3 separate regions of the Homo sapiens genome follow, and all the other regions are linked to region 2. Evidence: chromatin contacts called from ENCODE Hi-C or POLR2A ChIA-PET data. All regions are on one chromosome and are shown on one strand. The core of a region is the stretch at or near the end of the contact, and the rest is flanking DNA. Distances in the headings are between cores, read along the strand shown. Region 1 holds the start of SYP (synaptophysin). Region 2 holds the start of WAS (WASP actin nucleation promoting factor). Region 3 holds the start of ZNF630 (zinc finger protein 630).

The links. A loop is a pair of places that touch in the nucleus more often than their neighbours do. ChIA-PET counts read pairs that join two places held with the same protein, here RNA polymerase II (POLR2A). Pooled maps may share reads with other maps.
Region 1: a pooled map shows a loop between it and region 2 (3-fold over the local background). The contact joins the promoter of SYP here to the promoter of WAS in region 2. A Hi-C loop is called at or near these places in 1 of 37 single-sample maps with no recorded cell type and 9 of 50 pooled maps. POLR2A ChIA-PET finds 5 or more read pairs at or near these places in 1 of 52 experiments (activated CD4-positive, alpha-beta T cell).
Region 3: a pooled map shows a loop between it and region 2 (5-fold over the local background). The contact joins the promoter of ZNF630 here to the promoter of WAS in region 2. A Hi-C loop is called at or near these places in 1 of 168 maps with a recorded cell type or tissue (CD4-positive, alpha-beta T cell), 1 of 37 single-sample maps with no recorded cell type and 12 of 50 pooled maps.

Annotation. Positions count from the first base shown.
Region 1 is chrX:49,198,943-49,203,131 of GRCh38, forward strand. SYP (synaptophysin) reads right to left here and starts at 1,251. Exons shown (of 7, transcript NM_003179.3): 1 at 1,209-1,251; 2 at 26-91. The coding sequence starts at 1,244. SYP-AS1 (SYP antisense RNA 1) reads left to right here. Exons shown (of 2, transcript NR_046649.1): 1 at 1-282; 2 at 3,230-3,512. RefSeq lists silencers at 1,084-1,133, 1,204-1,443.
Region 2 is chrX:48,681,071-48,685,266 of GRCh38, forward strand. WAS (WASP actin nucleation promoting factor) reads left to right here and starts at 2,729. Exons shown (of 12, transcript NM_000377.3): 1 at 2,729-2,915; 2 at 3,213-3,353. The coding sequence starts at 2,784.
Region 3 is chrX:48,069,686-48,073,916 of GRCh38, forward strand. It overlaps ZNF630 (zinc finger protein 630), which reads right to left and starts at 1,955. Exons shown (of 5, transcript NM_001282201.2): 1 at 1,582-1,955. RefSeq lists an enhancer at 1,926-2,185 and a silencer at 2,097-2,293.

The sequences.
Region 1 (4,189 bases), core at 1-2,500, 520 kb after region 2:
CCCCAACAGCCCGGACCACACTCACCCATTGCAGCACCTTCACAAAGCCGAGGGGCTCCTTGACCACCCGGAACTGACCCCCAGCCACCAGCTGAGGAGAGAAACAGTGGGGAAGGGGTGGGGTTGTTGGAGGTACAGGGAGGTGAGCGGCAAGGCTGCCCATCAATGACCCCAGGGGATGGAGCATGTGACCTCGGGGAGAGGGTGAGAAGGAGAAAGTGACACCTTGGGGATGGTGTGAGCCCCAGGGTCCAAGGACTGGTGGGAAGGTCTGAAGAGATGGTGAGTCAGATGGCAGAGGAAGTCGGGGGTGAGGGAGATGGGGATGAGGTCAGGACTAGTTAAGGAGGGGGAGCAGGTTTGAAACGTAAAGGCGAGTCGGATGGGGAAGGGGTTCGGGTAGAGAATGGGGATGGAGTGGGGTGCATTCGGGTGGGGGGGTTGTGATGGTGAAGGTGAGTCATAACGGGGCAGGAGTCGGTTTGGCTCAGGTGGGGGAAGGGTCTGCAGGGGTAAAGGTGTGTTAGACGGCGGTGGCGGTAGATATTTGAGGTGATGGGGATGGGGAAGGGTTGGGACTGATTGGGGGTGAGTTTCTGAGGTGGCAAAGACGAGAGACATGGCGGAGAGGGTCTGGACTGATTAAGGTGGGGGAGGGCTGGGACACGGCTTCAGTCGCTATGTGTTGGGGGTGAGGAGGCTGGGGGTTTTGGAAGGAGTAAAACCGGATTGTCCCCTAGGTGTGCTCTGGGGGAAGGGGTGGTCGCCTATGGGGGTACAGTCTCTGTTTGGGAGGGGCGGGTGCCAGCCCTCTCCCCCATCCCCGCCCCCACACCTTCTGTCGCTCTATTTCCTAGCTTATCCGCAGCACCCCCCATCTTCCTTCCACTCTCCCCTCCCCTTGTCCCTTGCCCTCACTCCAGCCCCCAGGCCCCTATTCCTCCCCTCGCGGTCGCCAGTAATAAACGGGGCTCCGGGGGCCCCCGCTGCGGCAGTGAGGACGGCCCTCGCTGCGGCAAAGAGCGCACTCCTTTTCTCCACCTCCCCCTTCCTCCCCTTCACCTGCCGCAGACCCCCATCCCCAGCGCCGGGGACCGGGTCTCCGCTGCCAGACCCTGGCCACCACCTCCCAGAGTCGGCTGGCCTGAGCGACCCGGCCTAGGCAGCCGGGCGGCGGCGGGCTCTGTCCACGGTGCTGGAGCGCGTACCTGATTCACCACGTCCATGTCCGCCAGCAGCAGCATCAGCAATGCAGGGGGCGGGAGGCTCGGCTAGCAAGGGCGGCGCGGGGCGCGGCGGGGGCGGCGCGCGCTCGTTGGAACAGCCCAGGCGGCTGCAGCCCCGCCCCTCGCGCCCCCTCCTTGCCCGCCACGCGCCTGCGCACAGCGGGTTGTACCACAGTCTCACCGGCAGCCATTCCGGCCCGGAGGCTGGAGCCGTGAGAGCGTGCGGGAATATGCGTTGGGAAAACACAAGTCGAGGGCCGGGGAGAGGAGACCTCCCTGCTCGGTCCTACAGTGTGACAACTTTGCCAGGCTCTTTTCTGAGTTTGTTAAACATGTTCACTCATTTAATGCTTACAGAAGTCCTACGTTGTAGGGACTATTAGGCCGTTTTTACAGACGAGGAAAATAATTCCCCAGAGAGCTTAAGTGACTCTCACAAGGTCAGCCAGCTACTAGCTGGCAGTGCCCAGAGTCCCTGCAGTTTAAACACGGTTCAAGGCCTTCCAGGTTCCTTTTTCATAGTCTGCATTTTAAGCACACCCTGAAACTCCTGCCCCCATCTAGCCATCTCCCTTATTTCTTTCTTCCTCTTTGTCAAATTAATGCCTACTCGAACTCTACCACTTTACCTATTTATTCCTTAGCTCTCTCTTAATTGGAATAACCCTCCTTCCTGCGACTAAAACTAGGCCCATCAAGGTCAACAGTGATGGCTATGATGCAAAATCCAAAATACAGTTGGGGCTTAAGATGCTCAACTTCGGCCAGGCGCAGTGGCTCATGCCTGTAATCCCAGCACTTTGGGAGGCCGAAGTGGACAGTGGATCACTTGAAGTCAGGAGTTTGAGACTAGCCTGGCCAACATAGTGAAACCCCATCTCTATTAAAAATACAAAAATTAGCTGGCTGTGGTGGCAGGCGCCTGTAATCCCAGCCACTTGGGAGGCTGAGGCAGGAGAATTGCTTGAACCCAGGAGGCGGAGGTTGCACTGAGGCGAGATTGCACCACTGCACTCCAGCCTGGGCAACAGAGCGAGACTCCATCTCAAAAACAAACAAGCAAACAAAAATACTGAGATACTGTTTTTCATCTTTCAGGGTGGTGAGTATCAAAAAGTTTGATAACGTTCCGTATTGGTAGGTTGGCCAGAAACAAGCGTTCTCATAAATCGCCTGTGGAAGTTTCATTGGTATAACGTGTAGAAGGCAATCGGGCAAAATCTAAAAAAAAAAAATAACAAATTCATTTACTGTTTGGTTCACCTTCATACTTCTAGGAATTCATCTTACAGATAGACTCATACATGTGCTAAAAGATATATGTATAAGATAATACATGACTGGGCTGTTTATTTTTTATTTTTTTTTGAGACGGAGTCTCACTCTGTTGCCCAGGCTGGAGTGCAGTGGCATGATCTCCGCTTACTGCAACCTCCGCCTCCCGGGTTCAAGCAATTCTCCCTGCCTCACCCTCCCTGAGTAGCTGAGATTACAGGCATTCACCACCACGCCCATCTAATTTTTTTTTTTTTTTTTGTAGTTTTAGTAGAGATGGGGTTTCGCCATATTGGCTAGGGTGGTCATGAACTCCTGACCTCATGTGATCTGCCTGCCTCGGCCTCCCAAAGTGCTGGGATTACAGGTGTGAGCCACTGGGCCAGGCCAGGGCTGTTTATAATAGGATAAAGAATGGACACTCCCAAAGTGCTCATTGTTGGTAGCCTGTTTAAATAAACTCTGATACTATGCCGCTGTCATTATAATAACATGGAACTATGGAATGATTGCCAAGATATTTAGTTAAGTAAAAAATGCAAGATGTCAAACTGTGTGGTAATTGTGTACAAAGAGAAGAGAAGGGTTATATCAGACAGAGAATAGCTAACATTTAAATTGTGGCTGTTTTCTGTCAAGTACTCTTTAGAGAACTTTGCCTGTATTACTCACTTAAATTCTTACTGTAACCCTATGTGACAGGTACGACAACTATCTTTGTTTTACAGCTGAATAAACTAAGAGGCGGAGAGGAATTTTCCTAAGTTCACACAGCTGGTAAATTGGTAGAACCAGGATATGAACCCAGGAAGTCTGGCTCCAGCACCTGTTACTCTTAGCCACTGTGCTAACTTATCAGTACACCATCTTTTTTTTTTCAGCACACCATCTTGTATGTCTGTGAAAGATACCTGATAATACTATTTGCTTCCAGAGGGTAGGGAAACTTTTCACTTTATACCCCTTTGTACCTTTTGAGACTCCATCTCAAATAAAATAAAAAAATAAACAGCCTGGTAGTGTATCATCTTATACATACACCTTTTAGCACATATATGAGTCTACCTGTAAGAAATTCCTAGAAGTATGAAGCTGAACAAAACAGTAAATGAATTTATTTTTCTAGATTTTGCCCAGTTGCCTTCTACACAGGTTATACCAATGAAACTTCCACAAGCGATTTATGAGAACGCTTGTTTCTGGCCAACCTGCCAGTATGGAACATTATCAAACTTTTTGATACTCACCACCCTGAAAGATGAAAAACAGCATCTCAGTAGTTTTGTTTTGTTTTGTTTTTGAGACAGAGTCTCACTCTGTTGCCCAGGCTGGAGTGCAGTGGTGCAATCTCAGTTCACTGCAACCTCCGCCTCCTGGGTTCAAACGATTCTCCTACCTCTGCCTCCTGAGTAGCTGGGATTACAAGCACAAACCACCACGTCCGGCTATTTTTTTTTTTTTTTTTTTTTTTTTTAGTAGAGATGGGGTTTTGCCATGTTGGCCAGGCTGGTTGTGAACTCCTGACCTTAAGTGATCCACTGTCCACTTGGCCTCCCAAAGTGCTGGGATTACAGGTGTGAGCCACTGCATCTGGCCTACCTTTTGAATTTTGAACCATCTGAATGAATATCTTTTTTTTGAGACAGGGTTTCCCTGTGTTGCCCAGGCTGGAGTCCAGTGGCATGAAT
Region 2 (4,196 bases), core at 1,479-3,978:
CTCCACCACTCACAAGCTGTGTGACCTCGGGCAAGGCACCCAAGCTCCTCTGGGCCTCAGCTTCCCAGTCAGTACAATGGGGTAACAGTAGTGCTTACGTTTTTTGTGTTTTTTTTTGAGATGGAGTCTTGCTCTTGTCACCCAGGCTGAAGTGCAATGGCACGATCTCGGCTCACTGCAACCTCCGCCTCCCAGGTTCAAGTGATTCTCCTGCCTCAGCCTCCTGAGTAGCTGGGATTACAGGTGTGCACCACCACACCAGGGTAATTTTTGTATTTTTAGTAGAGACGGGGTTTCATCATGTTGGTCAGGCTGGTCTCGAACTCCTGACCTCGTGATCTGGCTGCCTCGGCCTCCCAAAGTGCTGGGATTACAGGCGTAAGCCACCGCACCCGGCCAGTAGTGCTTACTTTGTGGGGTCATCTGTGAATGTGAAATGAGTTAATAAATGGAAAGCACTTAGAAAAGCCTCTGGAACCACTGAATCAAATTGGATATCATTACTGAACCTTCATTCAATGCTTCAATACCCATTTAGTGTCATCTGTCCAAATGCTGGAGATACGCCTAGCACACACTGACTGCTCAGTGAGCAGTGTCACAATGAACACGTGCAATGGCCTTGAAGGCCACATCGGGGCTTGCCCTGATCAGCAGGTTGGAGGTGCTCCAGGCCCGAAGCTTAGCTGTGAGTGGGGACACGGGAGGGAGGTTGGAACTGCCACTGCAGAAGGGGTTCTGAACCTAGGTTCAGGAGAGAGGCTTTGAACCTGCACGTGTGGGAAGCCATGGAAGTTTCCAGGAAGGACTGCAGGTCCCAACTGGAGATGTGCCGTTCCTCCTTCAGGTACCTGGGAATGTCAGTCACACCCCAGACCTGCTCAGCTCCCCCAAACTGCTGTTCCTGTATCTGAGAGCTTCAAGTCTCCAAATGGCCTACCTCATACATGGGGAAACTGAGGCCTGGGGAGGCCGGGGACTGAGCTAGCATTCACTTGTGGAAATAGTCTGGCATCATCTGGAGAAGTTAGAGACATGCAAACCCTACAGCCCTCAGATTCCCGTCTGAGAGTCTGCATGCCTATGTGGACCAGGAGATGTGTGCGGGAGTGAACACTGCAGTGTTGCTCCCAACAGCAAGAACCAGAAGCAGCCCAAAGGGCTGTTACAGGAGAATATGGACACCCAGGCTGCACATGCACACCATGGAATGCTGTATGGCAGTGGAAATAAATGAACAGCTACCACTATAGGCAAACAGGAATCACAGCAACAGCCAAGAGTGAAGGCGTGGAGGGACGAGACCATGCACTCACACCTGGCCTGCCTGGCTCGCACTCCGGGCAAAGGGGTCAGAACAGTGACTGGCACACACGTTAAGTGCTATGTGAGTGTTAAGATAAAACTAGGATGTCCAGTGGGGAGAAAGCAAGCCTTTGAAGATTATGTGCTTTTACAAACTTCAAGTGCAATGAAAACTAAACAAGATGTTGTTCAGGCATTCATATATGATATAAAGTTCCTTTCTTTAAAAAAGGGATGGGCTGGGCACGGTGGCTCACGCCTGTAATTCTAATACTTTGGGAGGCCGAGGCAGGTGGATCACGAGGTCGAGAAATCGAGACCATCCTGGCCAACATGGTGAAACCCTGTCTCTACTAAAAATACAAAAAAATTAGCTGGGCGTGGTGGCGTGTGCCTGTAGTCCCAGCTACTTGGGAGGCTGAGGCAGGAGAGTCACTTGAACCCGGGAGGCAAAGGTTGCAGTGAGCCGAGATCGTGCCACCGCACTCCAGCCTGGCGACAGAGTGAGACTCCATCTCAAAAAAAAAAAGAAAAAAAAAAGTATGACAAGCAGAAAGTAATTTGGGAGCTGCGGGGAGGCAAGGGTAAGGGATGGGGAAGTGGACCAGAGGCATATGCGTCATTGGCAGTGTCTAAGCACTCACGATAGGCGTGGATCACAGGGGCTCGCTCTGTAATTAAAAGGAAAAGGGTTTTTGTTGTGTTGTTGTTGTTGCTGTTTTTGAGACAAGGGTCTTGCTCTGTCATCATCCAGGCTGGAGTGCAGTGGTGCAGTCTCAGCTCACTGCAACCTCCGCCTCCTGGGTTCAAGCGATTCTCCTGCCTCAGCCTCCTGAGCAGCTAGGACTACAGGTGTGTGCCACCATGCCTGGCTAATTTTTGTATTTTTTAGTGGAAATGGGGTTTTGCCATGTTGCCCAGGCTCGTCTTGAACTCCTGACCTCAAGTGATCCACTCGTCTCGGCCTCCCAAAGTGCTGGGATTACAGGTGTGAGCTATTGTCCCCAGCCAAAAGGAAAAGTTTTACTGTAGTAACCCTTCCGGACTAGGGACCTCGGGCCTCAGCCTCAGGCTACCTAGGTGCTTTAGAAAGGAGGCCACCCAGGCCCATGACTACTCCTTGCCACAGGGAGCCCTGCACACAGATGTGCTAAGCTCTCGCTGCCAGCCAGAGGGAGGAGGGTCTGAGCCAGTCAGAAGGAGATGGGCCCCAGAGAGTAAGAAAGGGGGAGGAGGACCCAAGCTGATCCAAAAGGTGGGTCTAAGCAGTCAAGTGGAGGAGGGTTCCAATCTGATGGCGGAGGGCCCAAGCTCAGCCTAACGAGGAGGCCAGGCCCACCAAGGGGCCCCTGGAGGACTTGTTTCCCTTGTCCCTTGTGGTTTTTTGCATTTCCTGTTCCCTTGCTGCTCATTGCGGAAGTTCCTCTTCTTACCCTGCACCCAGAGCCTCGCCAGAGAAGACAAGGGCAGAAAGCACCATGAGTGGGGGCCCAATGGGAGGAAGGCCCGGGGGCCGAGGAGCACCAGCGGTTCAGCAGAACATACCCTCCACCCTCCTCCAGGACCACGAGAACCAGCGACTCTTTGAGATGCTTGGACGAAAATGCTTGGTGAGCTGGGGATCTCCTGCCCCCGCCCCGTCCCCACCGTTTCTTCCTCTTCCTCTCCTCCTTCTCTCTCTTCCCCTCCTCCCGCTCCTCCTTTCCCTCTCCATCATCTCCTCTCCTAGAATTTCCCGTCATAATCCACCCTTCCCAGGAAGATCTCAATGTCTACTTGCCTTCCCTCTGGCTGCAGCTCTTCCTTTGGGCCCATGACTGTCATGAGGCAGGAAGGACCAGGTCTGGCTCCAAGACCTTGTGGCTACCCCTGACCAGACTCCACTGACCCCTGCTTTCCTCTCCCAGACGCTGGCCACTGCAGTTGTTCAGCTGTACCTGGCGCTGCCCCCTGGAGCTGAGCACTGGACCAAGGAGCATTGTGGGGCTGTGTGCTTCGTGAAGGATAACCCCCAGAAGTCCTACTTCATCCGCCTTTACGGCCTTCAGGTGACCCCCCCACCCCCGACTGGACTTGCAAGCCAGTTCTCAACCCGCAAACCCAGATCTGTGTCCATATGTGTCCATAGCTTCAAGACCTCAGACCTGATCAGTGAATCCCTGAGCCCCAGAACCAAAGACTCATCCAGATGGCAAACTCTGACTTGCCTTTCTAAGTCTGCAATGACTGGCCCCAGTCTCCGTATCAAGATCTCTAAAGCCCCCAGTATTAGTCTGCTGCCTAAGCCTAATCTTTTCCACAAATTCCAATAAATGAGCACTGTATTTGTACCTGAACCTCAAATCTATTCTAAACTCAACATTTTGCATCCCAGGAATCTCTCATCAAAACTCCTGAACCCCAGATGTTTGCCAAGCTCCTAAGTCATAAATCTGTTCAACAAACCCCAAAGTTGAATATTCCATTGATCCTTGAACTCCAAATCTGTCCTTCTAAATCCACAGCACAGACCCCAGAGTTCCCATATTAAAATTCCTGAACACTCAAATACCGAGGTAGTTCTTAAGCAAAAAGTCTTTTCCACAATCCCCTGACCTGAACTTTCTAGGTTTAAGCCCCAAATTCATCCTTTTAAACCCATAAAGATGGACCCAGCATAACTTCCAGATCCCAAGGCTATCAAATATCCACCAAACTCCTAAACCATAACTCTCTCCACAAACCCCAAATTGCACTTACTTTAGCTGGACTCCCCGCGAAACTCCCAAGTCTATGTGTCTGAACTTCAAATCTCAACTCCAACCCCCAAATACTAGAATCCTACCTGTCATGAATTGGGGCTGGGGTGGTGGGGGAGGGCATGGATTGAATCTGTGAATGAGCCTCAACTT
Region 3 (4,231 bases), core at 705-3,204, 610 kb before region 2:
TCACACTGCCAGTGATTTAGAGCGAGGTGGTAGAGGAACAAAAAGTAAAGAACTCCTCCCAAGCTGTCCTAGCACTAAGATTTTCAGGCAACACCCCTTGCTTCTGGATGCCCTAAAAAATTAGTTATCCTCCTAAATTCCACAGGACATTGTCTGTTTTTTTTTTTTTTGTTTTTTGTTTTTTGTTTTTGAGATGGAGTCTCGCTCTGTCGCCCAGGCTGGAGTGCAGTGGCGCGATCTCGGCTCACTGCAAGCTCCGCCTCCCTGGTTCACTCCATTCTCCTGCCTCAGCCTCCCCAGTAGCTGGGACTACAGGAGCCCGCCACCACGCCCAGCTAATTTTTTTGTAATTTTAGTAGAGACGGGGTTTCACCGTGTTAGCCAGGATGGTCTCGATTTCCTGACCTCGTGATCCGGCCGCCTCGGCCTCCCAAAGTGCTGGGATTATAGGTGTGAGCCACCACGCCCAGCCGATATTGTCTGCTTTTTAACTGAAGAATGTGCTTTACAGTTCAAAATTAACTGAAAATCTTCATATTTAAAGCCATAAAATGAAAAGAGAAGCCAAAAGCTGGAAGGAGATATTTGCAAAACACATACCACTACTAAAGGAGTGGTATCAGAATATATAAAAACAATTCCTGGCCGGGCACGGTGGCTCACACCTGTAATCCCAGCACTTTGGGAGGCCGAGGTGGGTGTATCACCTGAGGTCAAGAGTTCGGGACCAGCCTGGCCAACATGGCGAAACCCTGTCTCTACTACAAATACAAAAAAATCAGCCAGGCGTGGTGGCAGGCGCCTGTAATTCCAGCTACTCGGGAGGCTGAGGTAGGATAATTGCTAGAACCCAGGAGGTGGAGGTTGCAGTGAACCATGATTTCTCCACTGCACTCCAGCCTGGGCGACAGAGTGAGACTTCGTCTAAAAAAAAAAAAAAAAAAAAAAATTCCTACAAATCATTAAGAAAAGGGCAGAGAGTCCAACAGAAAAATGAACAAAAGACAGGCCCCTCACAAAAGAAGATCTCCAAGTGATGAATCCATATAAGAAAATGTGCTCAAACTTATTGGTCATGAGGGAAATACAAATCAAACCACCAAGTTGGACTTCTCCATCGGAATGTGGACACCACAGGAGCAGAGATTTTTGTTCATTCATGCACATATGATTGATCTGAAAAAGCCACCCATCATGGACCCCACAGAATGTCAACACTGACCCCACACACACTCCCATTCTTGTCCTCATAGACCCTCATCCCTCACCCCAGATCCCCCTATCCACTCACCCCACGGATCAGCATCCCTCACCCTACAGACCACCCATCACTCACCCCAGACTCCCTTCACCCATCCCATAGAAGCCCCATCACTCACCCTTACAGACATCATCAAACACCGCACAGATCCCCCATCACCCCACAAACTCCCATTTGCATAACCCACATACTGTTACCCCTGGTCCCACAGGCTCCCCTATCACTGTTCTCCACGTCACTCAATCCCCTCCTCAGGCCCTCCACTTGTCTCCATCCGTCACTGATCACATAGACCCGCAGCACTCAGCCAGGCCCCTCACCCCGGCTCTGCTCTCAAGCCGGGCTTGGCTCCCCGCCTGCCCAAATGCGTTCAACATCCCCCGAAAGGCCATTTCCCTTCCAGTCTTCCCGGAGAGATGTCAGGGTGACGAGGGAGCTTATCTTTCGGTGGCTCCGAAACAGCCACGAAGCCGAGCTCTACCAGTAACAAAAATGGCGTCATTCCGCCAGCGCCAGGACCTCTGTCGCTGGCCGTGGTCTCGCACTGCTTCTGGAGGCTCCCATTCCAGCCAGAGGAGAGGTGCGTTTGGGGGCCCGGGGGAGTCCTCGTGATATCTCCGAGTTTGGGTATTCGGAATTGATCCTACGAAAGCAGTGTGAGGCTTGGAAGGGCCGCGACTTGTCCGGGTGAGTGGGCGTTCCCGGCCACCAGAAGAGGCACGGCCTGAGCAAAGGCGTGGCGACATGGCAGGGTGGGAAACGGGGAAAGTGGGAAGGCTGGACAGAGCACCCCCCGGGAGATTCCTCCGCAGAAGCGAATTCCTAAAACGTCTGGAGAAAGGGAAGAGACCTTTGACATCATGCAGCCTTTCAGGGGGCTCACACATACCCGCCCACTTCTCCCCACCTGGCCTCGGCGCCCTGCCGCCTTCCTATTGTTCCTGCTTGGCGTCAGGACCCGCCCCCATCTGTCACTCACTGCCCACCGGTCCTCCATTGGCTCCTTTGAACACGGAAGGGCCCACCTTCACCTGTCATTTACAGCCTGGACTTCTGCCTGCCCTAGTTCAAGTAGGCTTATATGGCCTTTTGCAGCCCGTATCAAAACTAAAAGAGTTCATAGAGTCAGAGGTTCGAGGTAAAACCTAAGGGACATTGGTTTTAGACGACTTAACAAAGGGCTGGATTGGAAGTCAGCCCGGAACAGGATTGCAGAGTTAACAAAGGTTCATGTTCGATACAAAACGGGAACTCTGATGGTTACAATAGTTAAGAAAGTCCTAGGATTCAAGACCTCTATCAGGGTGTATGGATGGAGAAAACATTAACAAATATCCTGCTTGAAGATCAAATCAGAGGGGCACTGGTGGTGCAATAGTAACCCAATTCCAAAGTTATTTCAGAGAGGCCTTAAATGGAAGGTTAACTTAGACCCAAATCTGAGCCAAGACCAGAGACCCATTAAAGTCACGTGATGTGGTTAACAGAGCCCCGGAATTCACAGCCTATACCAAAGGGGTAATGATGGTGGAAGAATTAATCAAGGTCTGACTTCAAAGTCAAACCAAATGGCATTCATGATAAAAATGTTAACTGAGGGCTGGGCACAGTGGCTAACACTTGCAATCTCAGAACTTTGGGAGGCCAAGGCGGGAGGATCACTTGAGGCCAGGAGTTAGAGACCAGCCTGGCCAACATGGCAAAACCCTATCTCTACTAAAAATACAAAATTTAGCCAGATGTGGTGGCACATGCCTGTAGTCTCAGCTGCTTGGGAGGCTGAGGCATGAGAATCGCTTGAACCTGGGAGGTGGAGGTTGCAGTGGGCCAAGACTGTGACACTGCACTCCAACCTGGGGGAGAGACAAAACTCTGTCTCAAAAAATAAAAATAAGAAAAAAATGTTAACTGAGGGCCGGGCACAGTGGCTGACACCTGTAATCCCAGGACTTTGGGAGGCTGAGGCGGGAGGATCATGTGAGCCCAGGAGATCAAGACCAGTCTGGGCAACATAGTGAGACTCCATCTCTATAAAAATAAATGTTAACTGAGGATTGGGGTTGGTGGATACAGGAGAAGGGGCACAAGTAGCTAAAAAGTTAGTACAGCCTTGATTTTCTGTACATACCAAAGGATCATAGATGGAGAGGACTCAACTGAGGCCTGCAGTCAGTGTAAAGATCTGAGGGATGCAGAGCGTAGTGGCTCACTCCTATAATCCCAGCATTTTGGGAGGTGGAGGCAGGCAGATCACTTGAAGCCAGGACTCAGCATAGCCAACTTGGCGAAAACCTGTCTCTACTAAAAATACGAAAATTACCCAGACGTGGTGGTGCATGCCTGTAATTCCAGCTGCTTGGGTGGCCGAAGCATGAGAATCACTAGAACCTGGGAGGTGGAGGTTGCAGTGAGCAAGAACTGAGGGGCAGTAATGGGGAAAGAGTTAACAGACATGCAAAAAGATTCACATGTAAATTGCCCTGGTGATGGAAAAGTGAACAGAAACTCAAGCTTAACACATAGACCCAGGATTATTAATTTTCCACCCTCAAAGCCCTGAATTCTCTCTCTAGATCCAAACCCATTAATAGTGGAATGGATAACAGATTCCCCAGTTCAAGGTAAAATTAAGGGTTGATTTAGGTTGGAAGAGTTAATAGAAGCCCAGGTTGGAGAGCACAGATAAGAGACTTTGATGGTGGAATTGCTAACAACAGCTGGGGTTTGAGGTGAGGTCAGAGGGATAGGGATGGTGGAAGAGTTAAGAAGGACATGGTTTGAGTATAGACCAGACGGGCCATCAATGATGGAATATTTCAAAGATGCCTGTATTCATTTCCTGTTGTTGCTATAGCAAATTATCACAGACTTACTTGCTCAAAACAACACAAATTTATTATCTTACAGTCCTACATGTCAGAAATATGATATGGGTTTCACTGGGCACTCCCTACAGAGGCTTAGGAGAAA